Linked DNA regions of Homo sapiens: region 1 is linked to region 2. Evidence: read pairs that join two places in POLR2A ChIA-PET (ENCODE). Cell type or tissue: GM12878. All regions are shown on one strand. Links, peaks and the distances in the headings refer to the core of each region. The heading gives the core; the rest is flanking DNA. Region 1 holds the start of C5-OT1 (C5 3' UTR overlapping transcript 1). Region 2 has its middle 20 kb from the start of PHF19.

Region 1 (4,337 bases), core at 1-4,000, 55 kb before region 2:
AGAGGTAAAGAGGAGACAGAAAGATATTTAAAACAAAGAGCATCCAGGAATATTTTACTGGATACTGTGAGAATTGAAGGAGACTTTCAAGATAAATGAAATTCAAGAGGCCAACATGGGGAGGAATGCATTCCAGGTAGGGGAACTGGCTACTTGTGAGTTCTTTGAGAATCCCAAAATTACTATCTTTGAAGTTTTCCAAGTCTTTCACATTTTGTACTTTTCCACAAAGTTAACAGTTGCCAAATACCAAATAATTTTATATTTTACTATATAATGTGGAGATTAATGTTGTTCAACTGTAGAGAGGTTCTTTTAATTCTGGTTATATAAGAGTAATAATAAGTACTTACATAGTTCCTACTATGTTCCAGGCACTTTTCATGTATTAACTCATTTAATCTCACGATGGTTCTACAAGGTAGGTTTTATTATCATGCCCAGTCTTAAGATGAGGGTCTAAGGCCTTATACAGATAACATAAATCATTTTCCCAGAGTCACATAGCCAGGAAGCAGCATGCTTAGAGTTTAACCCAGGCAGTCTGGCTCCAGAGACTGAAGCCTTAACCACATGGATATCACGGCTGTCCACTAGCCATGAACCTCTCAATAGCCACGAGGAACCAGAAAACTTGAGAGTTTATAATTGTGACATTAAAACATGAATGGTATAACCTTACTTGACTTGCATGTCTCTCAGGGGAAGCTGTTGCTGAGAAAGACTCTGAGATTACCTTCATTAAAAAGGTAACCTGTACTAACGCTGAGCTGGTAAAAGGAAGACAGTACTTAATTATGGGTAAAGAAGCCCTCCAGATAAAATACAATTTCAGTTTCAGGTAAGTCACCAATATTTTTCAGTCACTGATCTTCCCTCCAAAACTGAGTATAATTTATTCTTAAATACACTACGTGTTTCTTATGGCCCTGCTCTTAACCAACAAACCATTTTGAACTAAATAATATTAATGTCAAGCAAAGAATGATTTAAAACCATCGTGGCAGCTGAGGACTTAGCTGCCTGATTAACCATCTGAGTGTCTGGACCTGATGATGAATCTGAAAGTACTCACCGGACCTCCCCTAACCACCACACCAGCTCCCTTGATAGTTCTCAGACTGTTTGTAAAGAGGAAAATGTGTAAATATGTATTGTATTATCTGCTTTTAGAAACTAGTCATTGAAATAGATGTACTTTCTGCCTTTAATATGGGAGCCCCAGGCAGCTTTACAATTCCTTAAGGGTTTGTGAACCCTCCCCAGGAGAGGCCGGTACAGAAGAGTTTGGCGGACAGCCTGACCCCTGGGGACCTGACCACAGCTGGGCTCTTATAAAATAAATCAGGCTGGGCACGGTGGCTCACACCTGTAATCCCAGCACTATGGGAGGCCAAGACGGGCAGATCACAAGGTCAGGAGATCGAGACCATCGTGGCTAACACGGTGAAACCCCGTCTCTACTAAAAATACAAAAAAAATAGCCGGGCGTGGTGGCAGGCACCTGTAGTCCCAGCTACTCGGGAGGCTGAGGCAGGAGAATGGCGTGAACCCGAGAGGCAGAGCTTGCAGTGAGCTGAGATCACGCCACTGCACTCCAGCATGGGCGACTGAGCAAGACTCCGTCTCAAAAAAAAATAAAGAAATCAAATTCAGCTTTTCTGTTTTGTGGCCACCTCACAAACACTTTGTTTCTTGGTAGGTACATCTACCCTTTAGATTCCTTGACCTGGATTGAATACTGGCCTAGAGACACAACATGTTCATCGTGTCAAGCATTTTTAGCTAATTTAGATGAATTTGCCGAAGATATCTTTTTAAATGGATGCTAAAATTCCTGAAGTTCAGCTGCATACAGTTTGCACTTATGGACTCCTGTTGTTGAAGTTCGTTTTTTTGTTTTCTTCTTTTTTTAAACATTCATAGCTGGTCTTATTTGTAAAGCTCACTTTACTTAGAATTAGTGGCACTTGCTTTTATTAGAGAATGATTTCAAATGCTGTAACTTTCTGAAATAACATGGCCTTGGAGGGCATGAAGACAGATACTCCTCCAAGGTTATTGGACACCGGAAACAATAAATTGGAACACCTCCTCAAACCTACCACTCAGGAATGTTTGCTGGGGCCGAAAGAACAGTCCATTGAAAGGGAGTATTACAAAAACATGGCCTTTGCTTGAAAGAAAATACCAAGGAACAGGAAACTGATCATTAAAGCCTGAGTTTGCTTTCAAACTGTGCTAAAAAGCCTGTTATTTTATGCTAGATCAGCTTCAACCACACAAAGACAGGCAAATTGAGAGAGATGGAGAAAGTCAGCAGTAGAGAACCTTAACCTTGAGCGGGCTTAGCCTCAGAGCCCTCAGCGCACTGAGAAGGTAGGTGGGTTTGTCCCTGCCCCCTCCCCGTCCATTGCCCTCTCCATACCCCTGAAGGGAGACCCTCTACTCTCTTTCCCTCCCTTCCGGCACATGTTCATTTCCCCCAGGAACCTGCTCTCGCCAACAATTGCTTTACTAAAAGACAGGCCCCAGTGCAGCAACCTGGTGAAAAGAAACTGAGTGGCGGATCGGGAGACCTTTCTCCAGCCCTAACCAGGTCTCTCTCTGAGCCTCAATTTGAGCTTTATAAAAGAGGATACATAACAGAAGTTAATTTTTAAGTGACATTTTGCAGCACTTCAGATCATATTAAAAAGCTCTCGCATATATTCTCATTTAATGTCTCAAGCCTCTCACAAGATTCAGAAATTATTATCATTATCATCCCCATCTTACAGATAAGAAAATTGAGATTTAGGCCTGGCATGGTGGCTCAAGCCTGTAATCCCAGCACTTTGGGAGGCCAAGGCGGGCAGATCACTTGAGGTCAGGAGTTCGAGACCAGCCTGGCCAACATAGTGAAACCCCATCTCTACTAAAAATATAAAAATTAGCCAGGCTAATTTAGCAAGCCTGTAATCCCAGGTACTCAGTAGGCTGAGGCAGGAGGATCACTTGAACCCAGGAAGTGGACGTTGCAGTGAGCCGAGATCATGCCACTGCATTCCAGCCTAGGTGACAGAGTGAGACTCCATCTCAAAAAAGAAAAAAGAAAAAGAAAAGAAAATTGAGGTTCAGAAAAGTAAAGCAGTTTTCCCAACCTAGTAAGGAAAAGAATTGGAAATCAAACCCCAAGACTCTATCTCAGTTTAAATACATCTCTGTTCCACATCACTACATATTGCTTGTTGGGTTGAATTTTCTAACAGTAAGGCAGGATATAGTAGAAGTTTCTTAGACACAGATTAACCAGCCCCACTGAACTATCACAGGAAACATGAAGATGACCTCCGGATGTAACGGTAATTAACAGAGACTGGAATGCATCTCCTTTTGAAGAGTCTGCTTTTTACTAGTTAGGTGAAGCTACACAAGGCCTTGTAGTGTGCCTTTGTAAATAACACTAAGATTTTCCACTTCCAGGGACTAAGGACTTATTTTTCTCTAATGTCAAAGCTCACATTGTAGGCACTCCCTTGGCAAAAACAACCAATGTGTCATGTTCAAGATGCCCACACTCCCTGTCAGCGAGGGGTGAGGAGACCTTCTCCAGAGCAGGCCTCTCGGTGTCTCCTGTCACTTCCTTGCTGGGAGGAGGGAACCACTGGTGCTGCTTCGAAGGCACAGGAGTCTGACTGCCTTTTCCTGAGCACTTTGGCAAATAGGGCAGGCCACAGTGGCCTAATTAACCCACAATGCAGCTGTCAAATATCAAAGAAGGTTTTGTGAATTAGCCTGGCACCATTTAAAATATCTGCCAGCTCCTCTTCAGCTAACTCCTATGCATTTGAACATATTTTCTCAGTGAGGCTTTTGTGACCCTCCAAACCAGGCTGGGCCCATTACCCAACCCTGCACTTCTCCTCCAAGGCACTTGTGCTCTTGCAATGATTTACTTAATCAGATTGAATTATTAGTTTAGCGTGACCACACTGAAAGCTCCACTTAGGTAAGGTCTGAGTCTGTTCTATTCGCCAGTATCTCCTGTAGTTGGCACAATGTCGGGCACATCATAGGGACTCAATAAGTGTTTGTGGATTCCCCTACAGTGTAGAGAATCAGAAGACCCAAGTTCTAGTCTTGGCTTTGGCCCTAATTGGCAGTGATTTGGGACAAGCCTCTTAATCTCTTTGATAGCCTATAAAATAAGGGAATTGGACACTCTAATGTCTCTTTTATCTATAGCTAAGAAGATGTTCTATAATCTTATGATGTGAAACAGGAAAAACCAAACGGCATATAAGCATCCAAATATTGGGCTTATGTATTTCATTCTTTCTTTCTCTCTTTTTTTT
Region 2 (4,388 bases), core at 217-4,216:
GAGCTCCAGAGCAGAGGCTAACTAAGCCTCAGCTTCTACTTCTGCCATGAGAGTGAAAATTCTAACTTCACCATGTTGTCGTAAGGATGCCAATTGCAGAAGCCACTTGCTTTGTCCACTGTGGGGGTGCCAGTGTAAGAATAACAGAATCTTTTTATCTTTTTTTTTTTTTTTTGAGACGGAGTCTTGCTCTGTCGCCCAGGCTGGAGTGCAGTGGCGTGATCTCGGCTCACTGCAAGCTCTGCCTCCCAGGTTCACACCATTCTCCTGCTTCAGCCTCCCGAGTAGCTGGGACTACAGGCGCCCACCACCATGCCCTAATTTTCTGTACTTTTTAGTAAAGACAGGGTTTCACCATGTTAGCCAGGATGGTCTGGATCTCCTGACCTCATGATCCACTTGCCTCAGCTTCCCAAAGTGCTGGGATTACAGGTGTGAGCCACTGCGCCTGGCCTTTTTTTTTTTTTTCTTTGAGACTGAGTCTCGTTGTGTCGCCCAGGCTGGAGTGCAGTGGTCCAATCTTGGCTCACTGCAACCTCTGCCTCCTGGGTTCAACAGATTCTCCTGCCTCAGACTCCCAAGTATCTGGGATTACAGGCGCCTGCCACCACACCTGGCTAATTTTTGTATTTTTAGGAGAGATGGGGTTTCACCATCTTGGCCAGACTGGTCTCAAACTCCCGACCTCAGGTAATCCACCTGCCTTGGCCTCCCAAAGTGCTGGGATTACAGGCATGAGCCACCGAGCCTGGCCGGAATAAGATAATCTTAAACAATCATGGAGTGCTTAGCTAGTGCCAGACACGGCACTGCAGGCTCTACCTACATCGCTCCATGAAACTTTCATAAAAAACCCATCAGGAAGGTGTGATTATTATCATCTCTGTTTTATAGTAGAGAACACCCAGTCTTCAAGGGGTAAAAAATCACTCACCCAAGGTCACACAAGCACCAGGAGCCAGGACTTGAACCAAGATCAGTTTATGCCAGGTTCAAACCCTTAAGTCCAGTGATTTGATTCATGACTAGAAGCAGCATAATGTTGTGGGAAAAGTACAAAAACACCTATCAGCTGTGACATCCAGTTTTAGTTCTGAACAGACTGCACATTAATTTGTTTAAATAGCCATGATAAAATGATGATAGCACTCATTTGTTGAGCATACGCTTTTCTTGCAAGTATCACAATACTGATAACAGACCTCAGAGGAAAGTATTATTTTCCTGACTTTATAGATGAAAAAACAATCTCAGGGCCGGAGGCGGTGGCTCATGCCTGTAATCCCAGCACTTTGGGAGGCCAAGGCAGGAGGATCGCCTGAGGTCAGGAGTTCGAGACCAGCCTGGCCAACATGGCAAAACCCCATCTCTACTAAAAACACAAAAATTAGTTGGGTGTAGTGGCAGGTGCCTGCAGTCCCACCTACTTGGGAGGCTAAGGCAGGAGAATCGCTTGAACCCAGGAGGCGGAGATTGCAGTGAACTGAGATCGTGCCATTGCACTCCAGCCTGGGAGACAGAGCAAGACTTCGTCTCAAAACAAACAATCTTAGAGAGATTGTTTGAAACTCACACAACACGTGAAATGTGGCTGATCCAAATTGAGATGCTCTGTCTGAAATATACACCAGATTTCAAAGACTTAGTATCAGAAAGAGAATTTAATATTTCTTTTTTTTTTTTTTTTTTTTTGAGACGGGGTCTCACTCTGTTGCCCAGGCTGGAGTGCAGTGATGCGACCTCAGCTCACTGCAACCTCTGCCTTCCAGGCTCAAGTAGGTCTCCTGCCTCAGCCTCCCGAGTAGCTGGGACTACAGGGGCCCACCACCACACCCGGCTCATTTTTTGTATTTTTGCAGAGATGGGGTTTCACCACGTTGGCCAGACTGGTCTCGAAATCCTGACCTCAAGTGATCCGCCTGCCTCGGCCTGCCAAGCTGCTGGGATTACAGGTGTGAGCCACCATGCCCGGCTGAGAATTTAATATTTCATTCGTATTTTTATATTGATGACATGTTGAAATGATAAAAAAAAATTTGATAGGTTAAAGTATATTAAAATTCATTTCATCTGCTTCTTGTTTTCTTCTAATATGGCTACTAGAAAATTTAGAATTACATATGCAGGTCATGTAATATTTCCACTGGATAGCACTAGAGGACTTTTTCAGTGCCTTGGCTACAGGGAACAGGCCCCACCCACTCCATGTGACCTGAAACCAAGCTCCTTTATAGTTAGGGGCCTTGCACTGGGTAAAGGAATCATCCCCCATACACACCCACATATCTTCACACTGCAGGTGGAGAGTCCTGGTGGTGCATCCCCACCACTTCCTCCCTGACTCCCATCTGCCTCTGGGCCAGCCTGTGTCCCTGCAAGACGTGACTGTTATTTTTAGCACTTGCCGCCTCAGCACAGCTGGCTGGGGAGCTTGCTGGGCGTGGGCCAGCCCCAGGACTGCCATCTCCCTGCCAATGGGGGTCTCAGGAGAACTCGATTGTGAGGCTCTGGGGCTTCTGAGAGCCTGTGAGCAAGCTCCCAATATCCCTGGCAAGTACATATGATCGTAATCCGCATATTTGCAGATGACAAGACCAAGGCGAGGAGGTCTCTACAAGCTAGGAGGTGGCAGCGCTGGGGCTTGAAAGCAAGTCATCTAGCCTGGGCCTTCTTCCCAAAGGCCTAACACTTCACAGGGGTGGGCTGTGGGCCCTGCCCACTACACTCTGGGCAGATGCCAGGTCTCGTGCAGCCTTTCAGTGGGGGCGTGTTATACCTTATAAAGTATCCTACACAAGAGAAAGGGAAACAATCGATTTGGAAGGAGGTGGATAAGTAGATGAAACTTCATTTCAGGGTGTGCAACGCAGCATCTCCAAATGAAGTGGGTTACAGTAATTTAAAAGAACCATACAAACGGCCGGGCACGGTGGCTCACGCCTGTAATCCCAGCACTTTGGGAGGCCGAGACGGGCGGATCACGAGGTCAGGAGATCGAGACCATCCTGGCTAACACGGTGAAACCCCGTCTCTACTAAAAATACAAAAAAAATTAGCCGGGCGTGGTGGCGCGTGCCTGTAGTCCCAGCTACACGGGAGGCTGAGGCAGGAGAATGGCGTGAACCCGGGAGGCGGAGCTTGCAGTGAGTCGAGATCGCGCCACTGCACTCCAGCCTGGGCGACAGAGCGAAACTCCGTCTCAAAAAAAAAAAAAAAAAAGAAAAAAAAAAAAAGAACCATACAAACATAAAACTACACAAAAACCAACACTGTCTCATGGTTCAGAACCCAAGCTTCAGGGTTCTAATCTGTGCCTCATCTGTCCAAGCTTCGGTCTCCTCCACTACACAATTGGCATGAGAGTGGTTAGAGGATTAAATGAGATCATGGACCTAAGAGCTTAGCAGAGTGCCAGGTACGAGTGAGCCCTCAGTAAACACTAGCTAGTGTTATTATTTATCAAGGTTTTATTGTATATCAAGTACCATGCTAACTTGTTACATAATTCCTCCCCTTAAAACCTCACAACAACCTCCTGAGGCAGCTACTTTTATCCTGCCCATTTTACAGATAAAGAAACTGAGGCTCAGAGAGGTGAGGTCACTCTTCAGGGTCACATGGCTAGTGAGGAGCAGCAAAGCTTGGAGTTTTTTGGTAACAGCTTTTTAAAGATGCAATTCACACACCATACAATTTACCCACTTAAAGTGTATAATTTGGCCAGGCGCAGTGGCTCCCATCTGTAATCCCAGCACTTTGGGAGGATGAGGCAGGCAGATCACTTGAGGTCAGGAATTCAAGACCAGCCTGGCCAACGTGGTGAAACCCCATCTCTACTAAAAATACAAAAATTAGCTGGGTGTGGTGGTGCATGCCTGTAGTCCCAGCTACTCGGGAGGCTGAGGCAGGAGAATCACTTGAGCCCAGGAGGTCGAGGCTGCAGTGAGCCAAGATAGCATCACTGCTCTCCAGCCTTGGTGAGAACTTGACTCAAAAAAAAAAGTGCCATTATAGCTAATTAGATAAACGCAACATGAAAGTCACAGGCTTCTCTTTAAGGCAATCACTTGTCCTTAAATTTAAAGCTCAAAACCCTGGGAGAGGGGAGCAAAGTAGAGCTCACTGGGGGGTTCTATGCTTTGTTTTGGGGTTTTTTGTTGTTTTTGTTTTTTGTTTTCTTATTTTATCTTTTTTTTTTTTTCTTTTGAGACAGAGTTTCTCTTTGTCACCCTGGCATATTTTTTATTTTTTTGAGACGGGATCTTGCTATGTTGCGCAGGCTGGTCTCGAACTCAGGCTGAATCCATCCTCCCACCTCTCCATCCCTAAGTGCTAGGATTACTGGCATTAGCCCCCATGCCCGGGATTAAGGGGACAGTTCTATCCTT

The links. ChIA-PET counts read pairs that join two places held together with the same protein. Peaks named below come from ENCODE experiments on the same cell type or tissue, not always from the same donor. Only the 100,000 strongest peaks of a DNase experiment are listed, where the experiment ranks them.
Region 1: POLR2A ChIA-PET joins it to region 2 with 5 read pairs; 6 of 35 experiments call an interaction of 5 or more read pairs at or near these places.

Annotation. Positions count from the first base shown.
Region 1 is chr9:120,950,234-120,954,570 of GRCh38, reverse strand. C5 (complement C5) reads left to right here. Exons shown (of 41, transcript NM_001735.3): 40 at 703-841; 41 at 1,703-2,236. The coding sequence ends at 1,832. It overlaps C5-OT1 (C5 3' UTR overlapping transcript 1), which reads left to right and starts at 1,740. Exons shown (of 2, transcript NR_148450.1): 1 at 1,740-2,379. In GM12878, for the core only: no CTCF peak of the experiment used is centred there; no DNase peak of the experiment used is centred there.
Region 2 is chr9:120,895,283-120,899,670 of GRCh38, reverse strand. It overlaps a transcript of PHF19 not described here. Among named protein-coding and RNA genes, the nearest start is that of PHF19, 20 kb to the right of the region's middle. RefSeq lists enhancers at 970-1,049, 2,475-2,976 and a cis regulatory region at 2,019-2,727. In GM12878, for the core only: a CTCF peak has its summit at 2,157; a DNase peak (open chromatin) is centred at 2,290; H3K27ac peaks cover 1,479 bases.